Regions from separate parts of the Homo sapiens genome. Here region 2 is linked to region 1. A link is a contact called in ENCODE Hi-C or POLR2A ChIA-PET data. All regions are on one chromosome and are shown on one strand. The core of a region is the stretch at or near the end of the contact, and the rest is flanking DNA. Distances in the headings are between cores, read along the strand shown.

Region 1 (5,704 bases), core at 1,184-3,683:
CATGCATCCACAAAAATTCTCAATGAGATCTGCTATCTGCTTACAGTTGTAAAATTATCAGTTCTTTAAGAAGCAGACTGTAATCTTGAGGATTTAAAATATCATTTGATGTAAATGTTTAGATCTGCTTTATTTACGTATCTTTTATTGAAAGTAAATATTTAAAATATTTTCAACAAATAAGCAATAAATTTATTTACTACTTCCTAAGAAGCCAATTACTAATTGTCTCAGTCCTTGTAAATTAGGTCAATAAAGAGGTAAATGGTTTTAAGAAGTACTCAATGAACTTCATTAACACATATCATTTCTAGCCATTCTCATCTGTATTCCGGCATGGAACACTTCACATCATATTAAGTGAATAGCTTTTAGTTTATAAACAAACACTTATTTAATCATGAAACCGTCCAAGAAGGACTCCCCACCTTATTCTTTTTTTTACCTTCTCAGATCATATTTAGAAAGATTTCGTTGCCAGCTACATCAGCTACAAGTTAAAAAGAAACCTCTTAATACAGCAACAAATTTCCTTATTACTTTATTATAGTATGCCACCCCTACAGAGATTGTAAATTAAAGTATAAGATAATTATAAAAATACAAAATAGCAATGTAATTTTACACCACATACAAGAGAATACTTTCCAAAAATTATTCAATCTAAAATGAACAGCAAACTGATAAAGAGCTAATTCCACAGGCAAAAGACTGTCCCCGACTCAAATCTTCAGTATCTGGAACTGCCTTTCAAGATTCCTGTTAACTGCTGAACGTCTATTCAGCAATTTTAGTGACATTCTGGGTTTTTACGGTACTACTGAATACGAAACCATCATAAATTAACTTTATTGGGGCTCTGTACATTAGGGCCATCCAATGTCCTATTAAACACCAAATAATATATTCCATAACATTTTCTTCTAGTGATCAAGTTAAATACTAAAACTCTAAGAAGGCCAATTCTTTGATTTTCTCCACTCCTGAAGTGCAACAGTAACACTGAAGCTCTGAACTTAAACTGCACCCAAAACACTTCCTATCTTGATCTTCGTGGATCAATTCAAATTATTTCCCAGTTCGCATAATAAGAAATCAAAGAATAGATTAAACTGACAACCCTTAAAAGTTTTCACACCCTGAACCTAGTTGTCGAGTTTCTTAAACTTTTGTCTCGCCGTCTTACAATTTCATCTCTCAAATGGAGATGAAGAAAAACACCGAGTGAGATTGTCCACTGAGCTGTGAGTGATCCCAGGTCAGCCTGGTTCTCTGCCAGAAAAGACCAGGTGACATTTACTCTTCCTGTAGAAGTTTCTTTCTCTTGACCCTCAAGGAACCTTCCAGTATATTGTTATACTACTGTAATTCATCAGTAGTTACAATATTTCACTTCCCAAAGGAATCTCTTCCTTGCAAGATGACTACTCTCTAAAGACGCTTTCAAGACCGTCCACTCCTCAATTCCAGGACAGTAAACCTCCCTCGCTAGAGGAGAAAAAGTTCCTGAAAGACAGACCGGAATGGATTTGCTGAACTTTCGTCCCAATCTCAAAGCATGTAGACATCCAAGGGTTCCCAAGGAACAATGAGCTACAGAAGTACAGACTAAACGGGAAAGCAGAGGAAGTATCAGAACAATACCCAAACCAAACACAGCACCGAAAACCCGTGGTAGCCTCTATCATCCCAAACTACCGTCCCCACTTCCCTAGTTTCACCAAGGTCTCAAACTCGGAGAAATGGTACCCATCCCCTAATTTCCTCCCTCAACAGACAACAAACGCGTCATGAAGGTAGCAGCGAGAAAAGCAGCAGGCTCTGGTGGACCGGAGCCGTGATGGCTGGGTGGAAGGAGGCAAGCCAAGGGTTGTGTAAAGAATGGAAAGCTGAGCGATCCTGGAGGAGGGTGGAATTAGGGCGCCCGAGCTAATCCCCCGCGGGGGCCCGCTGGTGGGAAGAGACGGGGGGCGAACCGGCGAGGGGACTGGGGGCACCGGGCTGCGCTGGGCTTCTGGGTCGCAAGAAAGGGGAGCGGAGTCTGGCAGCCCCGCCAGTGGGTGGGTGACGGCGCCTGCCAGGGAGGAGGCTCCGTGCGGAGCGGACGTTTTGGGATTAGAGCGCGCGACCCGCCCTCCTCACGCCGCCCGAGCCCCCCAAGCTCACACCTCAAACCTGCTCTTGGTCACTCCGTTCACGTCCCTCCTCATGGGGCCGGCGGGTGCGGCCCGGGCCGGGCGCTGCGGCGAGCGGAGTGCACAGACCGGGGGCCCAGGACAGGCCCGGGAGTTCCGGGACGGGGACTGGGCGCCGGAGGGGTGACGCCGGGACCGTGGGACGGGAACAAGAGACCTCTCGGCTCCGGCTAGGCCTCCACCACCTCCCGCGGCGCCGGCGGCCGCAACGACTGCTCGTCGCTAGCTCGGCTCTCTCCTCAGCCTCAACTTCAACCCAAAACAAAAACACTCCCCACCTGCCAGCAACGCCGCTGCTCATTGGACAGAGCCGCCCGGGCCTCGGAGCGCCCGGGAGGGGGAGGGGCGGGAGGGGAGGAGCGCGGCGGCGGCGGCGCGAGACCACCCCTCCCCCACACGGGGCCGGCCCTGACGGCGCTCCCGGGAGCAGCCGGTGCGCGGCGGCGGCACGACCCCCTGCGCCTCCGAGGCAGACGAGCCCATCGGGAGAAGGCGAGGCAGGGAAGTGCCTGTGCGTGTGGAAAAGGGGGTCTGTGGGGCGGATGCGAGTGCGCGCGTGCTCGCGGACCAGCGAGGGAGAGTAGAGCAGTACCGCACTCTGCGCGGGGGCCCCTCTTCTGCCCCGTGTCCCCCTCTCCTCCCTCCGCGGGCAAACAGGCACGCACCTGCCTGCACAGAACCTCAGCCTCTGCCCGCGCCCGTCGCCCCTCGTCACTTGTTCCCCAGGATCCTGTAAGGCACCCGCATCCTTCCCGGCCACCCAGCTCCCTTCCCCTGTCACTCACTGTCGCCTTGAACCCAAAGTGCAGCAGGCGGTCCCTGCTCGGAGCCATTTTCCTCCTCTTCTGGATGTGTCTAGATTGGGGCAGTGCGGCTGCCGCCGCGCCTCCGCGGTTGCCGCCGCCGCCGCCTCCCCCGCCTCCCCCGCCCCAGTGCATTACATTACGGGGTGCTGCAGGGAGGCCTGGGGGGCCGGGGCCGGACGCTTGTCTCCCTGTGCATGGCTCGGGAGGGCGAGGGTGGTTGCGCTGAGCAACAGGCCAAGTGCCCGCCCTGGTCCGGGGATGGCTGCGGAGCTGCACCTGAGGCCGGGGGTCGGGGGTGCAGGGCTGGAGCCGGGCAACCCTTCCTTTGGCCGGGGTCGGGGCGCGCGTCCGTGGGGGTGGGGCGGGCGAGACCGAAGAGCCTTTGGTTTTCCTTGCTCGGCCGCCGCCGGCGCCCAATGGGCTGCAGCGCCTGCCTGTCCGCCAATCAGGGCGCTGTTTGGTGAGAGCTTCGGCCTGACGTCACTTTGGCGGGAGAAACAAGCGTGTGTGAGCGAGTAGGCGGGGGCGTTTTCCCGATGGAAACACTTCATCAGACTCCCGGGCTCCTTGTATAGAAGCTGATCTGTGTCATCATATTATATTATGTTTTAACAACTCTGGCCTTCAAGGTCTCAGAATTTATGACCGAATTTCCACGAAGGAATAACACAGGATTTTGTAGTTTTGTTGCCCCTTCTATGAGCAACAAACTACAAAATTATGTCCTAAGAGTGAACTATTAGAAACTGTATAATAAATTCCAGCACACCTGGCAGGAGCAGCAGCACTGCTAATTGTATGCTTCCAAAGCAGTTATGAGTTGGTCTTCCTCACACCCCTTTTAATTAGTGGTTTTAGCGACTGACTTGTTATGCGTCTAAGAAATTAACAAGAGCAACAAGTGCGGCAGATCTTTAAGAACAGGTATATTTTAGCTGGAGGACATATTACCCAACTCTTAAAGCACTGTACAAACTTTTTCTTTTTTTTTTTTTTTTTTTTTTTGAGACAGAGGTTCAACTCTGTCGCTTAGGCTGGAGTGCAGTGGCACGATCTCGGTTTACTGCAACCTCTGCCTCCCGGGTTCAAGCCTCCCAAGTAGCTGGGATTACAGGCGCGCCGCGCCGCACCTGGCTAAGTAGAGACGAGGTTTCGCCATGTTGGCCAGGCTGGTCAGGAACACCTGACTACAAGTGATCCGCCCGCCTCGGCCTCCCAGAGTGCTGGGATCTTTTTTCTTTTGTAGAGACGGGGTCTCCCTATGTTGCCCAGACTAGTCTGCAATTCCTGGGCCCAAGTGATCCTCCAGCCTCCTCCCAGTGCTGAGATTACAGGCCTCATGTGAGCCACCACGACCAGCGCGCCACCCCCCGGCTTTTTTTAATCCTAGAGGGGGCTTCCTAAAACCAGGGACCTAGCTTCAGAAACTCATTCTCAGGCCCACAAACCCAGGTCTGTCTTCTCCTCCTGTCCCAGGTACTTTTAATGTTTTTGCTTGACTTCAGCCAGTGGAATAAAAAAGCCTTTTCATTCTGTCTCATCTAAGAGCTGTTTTCTCCCAGCAAAAACTGATGCATTTGGTGAGTAACAATGGCAAAGGGATGGCCGGGCGCGGTGGCTCACGCCTGTAATCCCAGCACTTTGGGAGGCCAAGGCGGGCGGATCATAAGGTCAGGAGATTGAGACCATCCTGGCCAACATGGTGAAACCCCGTCTCTGCTAAAAATACAAAAATTAGCTGGGCGTGGTGGTGGGCGCCTCTAATCCCAGCTACTCGGGAGGCTGAGGCAGAATTGCTTGAACCCGGGAGGCGGAGGTTGTAGTGAGCCAAGATTGTGCCACTGCACTCCAGCCTGGGCGACACAGCGAGACTCCATCTCGAAAAAAAAAAAAATGGCAAAGGGTAGAAAAACTGGCCTACAGAGTAATAGAATGAAGACAAGTTTCACAGCTCCGTCAGTTACCAGTTGACCCATTTCAAGTAGTACTCAGGGAAGACATTTACTGTTGACTGACTCTTTAAAATTGACTGGAGTTTTGAACAAATGAAAAAAGTATTCAAAGGCTAAAATTTTATTACACACAGGCAAATTACTTTTTATCAAAGAAGTTTATTTGCATGTAAATAAACAGGTTATTTTGTAATGTTTCGGGAAAAAAATCCCACAACAGATTTCATCTACTTTCAAAAAAATGAAAAACCCCAAAGTATTTACAAAACGGCCATATGCACAGAAAACCAAATTTGAAAGATTTTTTTAAAAAAAGACCCTCCCCAGCTGCTCCTGATGTACATTTTTAAACTCAAAATTTAAAGCTCAGTTCTTATAGCTGAGCATGTTTCCCAATCTAGCTTCTGAGATGTTAAGTACTTCCTGCCCCTCCAAAACTAACTCAAGGATAGAAATGTATGGGGGGCAGGGGAGGAGGGGAGAAGGAAAAAAAAATGAGATTGCCCAAGGATTGTGAATAATGTTTCGTATACTGACATCTTTAAGTGACTCAACTGTGGATACTGTATGACTCACTGGCTCCCTGAAAGGGCTTCTGAGAATTCATGATATTGCTGCACTTAATTTTCTGATCTAGGCCTGAAGAAAGAAAATCTTTCAAGAGTCACCAACCTCAAGCCTGGTTTTGGCAATTATATCCTGCGTTGTTTGTCCCCACCACCCCACCCCCCACCCGCTAAAATACTTCTGT
Region 2 (5,704 bases), core at 961-3,460, 2.8 Mb after region 1:
GCACCACAAGGCCCCGAGGGCAGCCACAGCCTCGGCCTGGCCTCCTGCATCCAGAGTCACCACCACCTGCAGCTTTGGCCAGAGCCGAAGGGCCAGTCCCCGTGGCCCCTGCTCTAGGGCCTCCCGGAGCTCAGCTGCCCGTTCACGGAGAGGCGCTCCAGGGTTCCCGGCAGCTATCGCCCCAGCTAGCTCTTCACCATCAGTCTCCAGGCCCAAGAAAACATCCAGAAGTTCGACAGCCGTCCCAGCCTCCAGTGCCCTCAGCCCTGGGGACCTCAGTGCGTCCAGCAGCAGGGCCCTAGGGTCCTTGGTTCCAGGGGTGCCCACCTGGCCCAGGGTATTCCCAGGCCAAGGCAGGGGTCGGGGCCAAGGGGATGTAAGCGTCACACGGGCAGTGCGTCCCTGAGCCAGCACTTCTGGGTAGGCCTTGTTTAGGGCTGCCAGACCCAGCAAGGTGGCCTGGAGGAGGAAAGAGAGAATGTTGGTCTGGTGTCAGAGCCAGACCCAGAGCCCCCATTTGGGGGTTCTTTGCCCACCATGACTGGAGGGTTTGGCTGCAAGTCAGAGGTCTCTGGTGGGACTGGGCTGTGGCCAGGACTGGGCTCTGGCCATCCTAGATTACCTGCAGAGAGGCCTCCCCAAGGTCCTGGTTTGAGGTCGGGGGCAGTGGCTGCTCTCCACTGTCTTCCTGCTGGGTCTGGCTGGCCTTGGTCAGAGGGAGATGATTCCGGAAGGTGCTTATGTCTATAGCCCCAATGACAACAGAAACGCCTCAGGAAGCCAGTTTCCCAAGAGTTTCAGGCAAGACTGGTGAGACCCTTGAGGGAGGAACCGAGAATAGGCCTGGGGTAGAGAGGATGTAAGGACCCAGCATGGGAAATTCATCTTGGACAAGAAAGCCAGTCCTGGGTCTCTGGGTCAGGCCACTCCGTTGGCAGTGGAGGAGGTAAGGGGGCCATCAGGCTCTGGAATCTGACGGTCCTGTGGGGTTTCTTTCTCTTTGGGTCACCTCCCCAGACCCTGGGAAACACACCTGTGCTCCTTCTGAGGGAACAGTGGGGGCGCTGGGCTCCCTGTAGACACCACCTCAGGGCCTGCTGCTGGCTCTGGTGCACATGGAGCGTGCTCTGCTCCAGCCTCCGCCGCTGCCAGGTGGCTGCCCAGACCAGGGCCCCCCATGCCACTCGGTGCTGGAGGCCAGCAAGCCAGGACAGCCTGGCATCCTGGGACCGCTGCTGCCTGAGCAGGGCCAATGTTGGCAGCAGCAGCAGCAGCAGCAGCAGTGGCCACAGCAGCATCTCCAAGCAGCTCCTGGGAAGAGGAAGGAACCGAGATATGGGGGCATGCAGCAATTATCCATTTCTCCTCCCACGCTCTACTGCATACAGGAAAACCGAGGAAAAATGAAATTGGGAAGAAGGCAGGACCCTGTGGGGCAGGTGATGCAAAGGAGAGACTATCAAAGCTTTGGAGTCCCACTGACCTGAGTGCAGATCCTGCCTCTGCCGCTTGTTAGCTGTAGGGCCCTGAGCAATTTAGTGGGCTGCACTGAGCTCTGTTTCCTGATCTGCAAAATGGGAATAAGAATAAGAATGCCTCTTTCAGAAGGTAGGGGTGGGCCGGGTGAGGTGGCTATCATCTGTAATCCCAGCACTTTGGGAGGCTGAGGCAGGAGAATCACTTGAGCCCAGGAGTTTGCAACCGGCCTGAGCAACATAGGGAGACTCCATCTCTACAAAAAATTGAAAAACTAGCCCAGCGTGGTGTCACACCCATAGTCGCAGCTACTTGGGAGGCTGAGATGGGAGGATCCCTTGAGCCCAGGATGTCAAGGCTACAGTGAGCCAAGATCGTGCCACTGCACCCCAGCTTGGGCAACAGAGTGAGACCCTGTCAAAAAAAAAAAGAAAAGAAAAAAAAGGGAGAAAAGAAGGAAGAGGAAGGGAAGGTACAGGAAGGGTTTCGGACAGGGTCGGTCGGGCACACAGCAGCTGCGTAACGATATCTCTTGCCCACTCCCGAGTGGCTTTGCTTTCTCTCGGGATCCACCCTGTCCCAGCTCCTTGTCCCTCCTGAGCCCCAGGCTGTGGGGTCCATGCCCACATGCACCTGTCACAGCCCACTTCTGCCTACTCCTGGCACGTGACGGAGACCCCTGGGTGACTCTGGGTCTCAGCACACATCCGGCCAGAAAGAAGGAGCGATGGCTTTAAAAGGCTGGGCCCCAACTGGGAAATCCGGCCACCAGGCCTGAGGGAGGAGCTGAAGGAGGGGGGTGCTCTTAAAGGGGCAGGTCGCCTACAGGACTTCATGTCGGGTGCTAGCCCAGGCTGGCAGTTGGGGCAGTTAGGACCAGACTAGCATGGTCCTCAAACTTGCGCAGGTGAAGGAACAGAAAGGTGTGTGTGGGAAAGAACGCCATTAAGCCACTTGAGCTGGGAGAGGGGCAAGCTTAAGAACTCTTAAAACCCCAACTCAGCTGGGCGCGGTGGCTCACGCCTGTATTCCCAACACTTTGGGAGGCTGAGGCGGGTGGATCATCTGAGGTCAGGAGTTTGACACCAGCCTGACCAACATGGTGAAACCCCATCTCTACTAAAAATACAAAATTAGCCAGATGTGGTGGCACATGCCTGTAATCCCAGCTACTTGGGAGGCTGAGGCAGAAGAATCACTTGAACTTGGGAGGCGGAGGTTGCAGTGAGCTGAGATTGCGCCATTGTACTCCAGCCTGGGCAATGAGCGAAACTCCGTCTCAAAAACAAACAAAACAAAAACAACAACAAAAAAAACCCCATCCTCTCCCTCAAGGTAGTTGAGAAAGAAAACAATTTTATTATTGAATAAGCATTCAACCACAATGTGATGTACATGACAGGTGATCTGCTAAGAGCTTGCAAAGAAGGGAGGAAATCTTACTTTTTTGTATAGCCAAGCGCATACAACCCATTACATACACGTTTTCAAGATAAACAATAACGAGTCCTCAAGTAAGAGGACTTGTCACATATAGTTTATCTTTTTTTTTTTTTTTTTTTTTTGAGACACAGTCTTGCTCTGTTGCCCAGGCTGGAGTGCAGTGGCACAATCTCAGCTCACTGCAACCTCCACTTCCCAGGTTCAAGCGATTCTGCTGCCCCAGCCTCCCAAGCAGCTGGGATTACAGGTGTGTGCCACCACGCCCAGCTAATTTTTGTATTTTCAGTAGAGATGGGGTTTCACCATGTTGGCCAGGCTGGTCTCAAACTCTTGACCTCAAGTGATCTACCCTCCTTGGCCTCCCAAAGTGCTGGGATTACAGGTGTGAGCCACCACACCCAGCCAGTCACATAGTTTATCTTAACTTTACATGGTTATTAGGTGAACATCTGTGTTAGCTTGCTGGCTTTATCCCAAGGAAAATTACAAACTTCTTTTTTTTTGTTTTTTTGGCAGAGTTCTATTCTTGTTGCCCAGGCTGGAGTGCAATGGCACGATCTTAGCTCACTGCAACCTCCGCCTCCCAGATTCAAGCAATTCTCCTGCCTCAGCCTCCCGAGTAGCTGGGATTACAGGCACGCATCACCACACCCAGCTAATTTTTTGTATTTTTAGTAGAGACGGGGTTTCACCATGTCACCATGTTGGCCAGGCTGGTCTCAAACTCCTGACCTCAAGTGATCCACCTGCCTCGGCCTCCCAAAGTGCTGGGATTACAGGCCTGAGCCACTGCACCCAGCCAGTCACATATAGTTTATCTTAACTTTACCTGGTTACTGGGTGACCATCTGTGTTAGCCTGTTGCCTTTATCCCAAGGAAAATTACAAACTTCTCTTTTTTTGTTTTTTGTTTTTGAGACAGGGTCTTGATCTATTGCCCAGGCTGGAGTGCAGTGGTGCGATCATAGCTCACTGCAACCTCAACCTCCTGGGCTCAAGAGATCCTCCTGTCTCAGCCTCCCAAGGGACTGGAACTACAGGTACGCACCACTACGCTCAACTAATTTTATTTTTTGTAGAGACGAGAGAGCTCCCTATGTTGCCCAGGCTGGTGTGTTCTTGACCTAGGCTCTCAAAACACTAAAACCACTCCCTTTCTCCCCTTACTTGCCTCTGGATACCTTTGAGAAGAGAGCTACTACTTGCTGAGCACCTCTCTTCCCTTCACAGCTGAGCTTCTTTCAACAGGTCTGTTCTCACTCTGGCTAACTCACCTCACTTTCACGTTTTTTCTCGCTGAGATCTTGCATTTGCTTTTATTATTTATTTAAAGACAGGGTCTTGCTCTGTTGTCCAGGCTGGAGTTCAGTGGCCTGGTCACAGCTCATTGCAACCTTGAACTCCGGGGATCAAGCAATCCTCCTACCCCAGCCTCTGAGTGGCTAGGACTACAGGCATGTGCCACCACACCCAGCTAATTAAAAACATTTTTTTTTTTTTTTTGTAGAGACAGGGGGTCTTACTATGTTGCCCAGACTGGTCTGGAACTCCCGGTCTCAGCGATCCTCCTACCTTGGCCTTCCAAAGTGCTGGAATTACAGGTGTAAGCCACTAGACCTGGCCCAGTAACAGCTTTATTAGATATAATTCACACACCATACAAATCACCCATTTAGTGTACAATTCAAGATCTAGTATATCCAGAGATATGTGCAACCAACACCACAGATAATAACATTTTCCTTACCTCAAAAACAAACCCTGCAGAGTCTCTCTGAGCCTACTGTGCCTCAGGAGACTGCCCAATTCGTTAAATAAAATAAAATAAAATAAAATAAAATAAAATAAAATAAAATAAAATAAAAAACCCCAAACTCAGGCTGGGCGTGGTGGCTCACACCTATAATCCCAGCACTTTGGGAGGCCAAGGCAGGTGGATCACCTGAAGTCAGGAGTTCAAGACCAGCCTGGCCAACATGGCAAAACACTGTCTCTACTAAAAATACAAAAATTAGCAGGGTCTGGTGGCCGGCGCCTATAATCCCAGCTACTTGGGAGGCTGAGGTGGGAGAATCGCTTGAAACTGGGAGGCAGTGGTTGTAGTGAGCCGAGATGGCGCCACTGCACTCCAGTCTGGGTGACAGAGCGAGACTCTGTCTCAAGAAAAACAAACAAAAAAAAAAACAAAACAAAAAAACCCCCAAACCCTGTATCCTTTCACTATTACCTCCAAACTCCTTCCCAGCCTCTAGGCAACCTCAAATTTACTTTCTGTCTCCATAGATTTGCCTATCCTAGACATTTCCTATAAATGGCATCATATAATATGCGGTCTTTTGTACTTGGCTTCTTTTCTTTTTCCTCGCTCTGTCACCCAGGCTGGAGTGCAGTAGCATGATCACAGCTCAAGTGATCCTCCCACCTCAGCCTCCTGAGTAGGTGGGACTACAGGGGTGCACCACCACATCCAGCTAATTTTTGTATTTTTTTGTAGAGATGGGGTTTCACCGTGTTGTCCAAGCTGGTCTTGAACTGCTGCACTCAAGTGATCCCTCGCCTCAGCCTCCCAAAGTGCTGGAGTCCCAGTCATGAGCCACCGTGCCCGGCCTGGCTTCTTTCATCTAGCATGATATTGTCAAGGTTCATCCGTGACAACATCATGTCCTGTGTGTCAGCACTTCATTCCTTTTTATTGCCGTATATTCCATTGTACAGATATACCATAATACATTTTGTTTATTCATCAGTTGATGGACATTTGGGTTGTTTCTGCCCTTTGGCTATT

The links. A loop is a pair of places that touch in the nucleus more often than their neighbours do. ChIA-PET counts read pairs that join two places held with the same protein, here RNA polymerase II (POLR2A). Pooled maps may share reads with other maps.
Region 2: a loop to region 1 is called in a pooled map, with 5 times the contacts of the local background. The contact joins the promoter of GHDC here to the promoter of FBXL20 in region 1. A Hi-C loop is called at or near these places in 1 of 50 pooled maps. POLR2A ChIA-PET finds 5 or more read pairs at or near these places in 2 of 52 experiments (B cell and T-cell).

What each region holds. Positions count from the first base shown.
Region 1 is chr17:39,399,193-39,404,896 of GRCh38, forward strand. It overlaps FBXL20 (F-box and leucine rich repeat protein 20), which reads right to left and starts at 2,434. Exons shown (of 15, transcript NM_032875.3): 1 at 2,169-2,434. The coding sequence starts at 2,210. It overlaps MED1 (mediator complex subunit 1), which reads right to left. Exons shown (of 17, transcript NM_004774.4): 17 at 5,093-5,704. RefSeq lists silencers at 1,687-1,979, 2,044-2,473, 2,504-2,703, 2,734-2,813, 3,064-3,453 and 1 more.
Region 2 is chr17:42,192,284-42,197,987 of GRCh38, forward strand. It overlaps GHDC (GH3 domain containing), which reads right to left and starts at 2,211. Exons shown (of 10, transcript NM_032484.5): 1 at 2,110-2,211; 2 at 1,484-1,567; 3 at 1,034-1,311; 4 at 623-744; 5 at 1-459. The coding sequence starts at 1,298. RefSeq lists enhancers at 699-1,229, 2,124-2,353.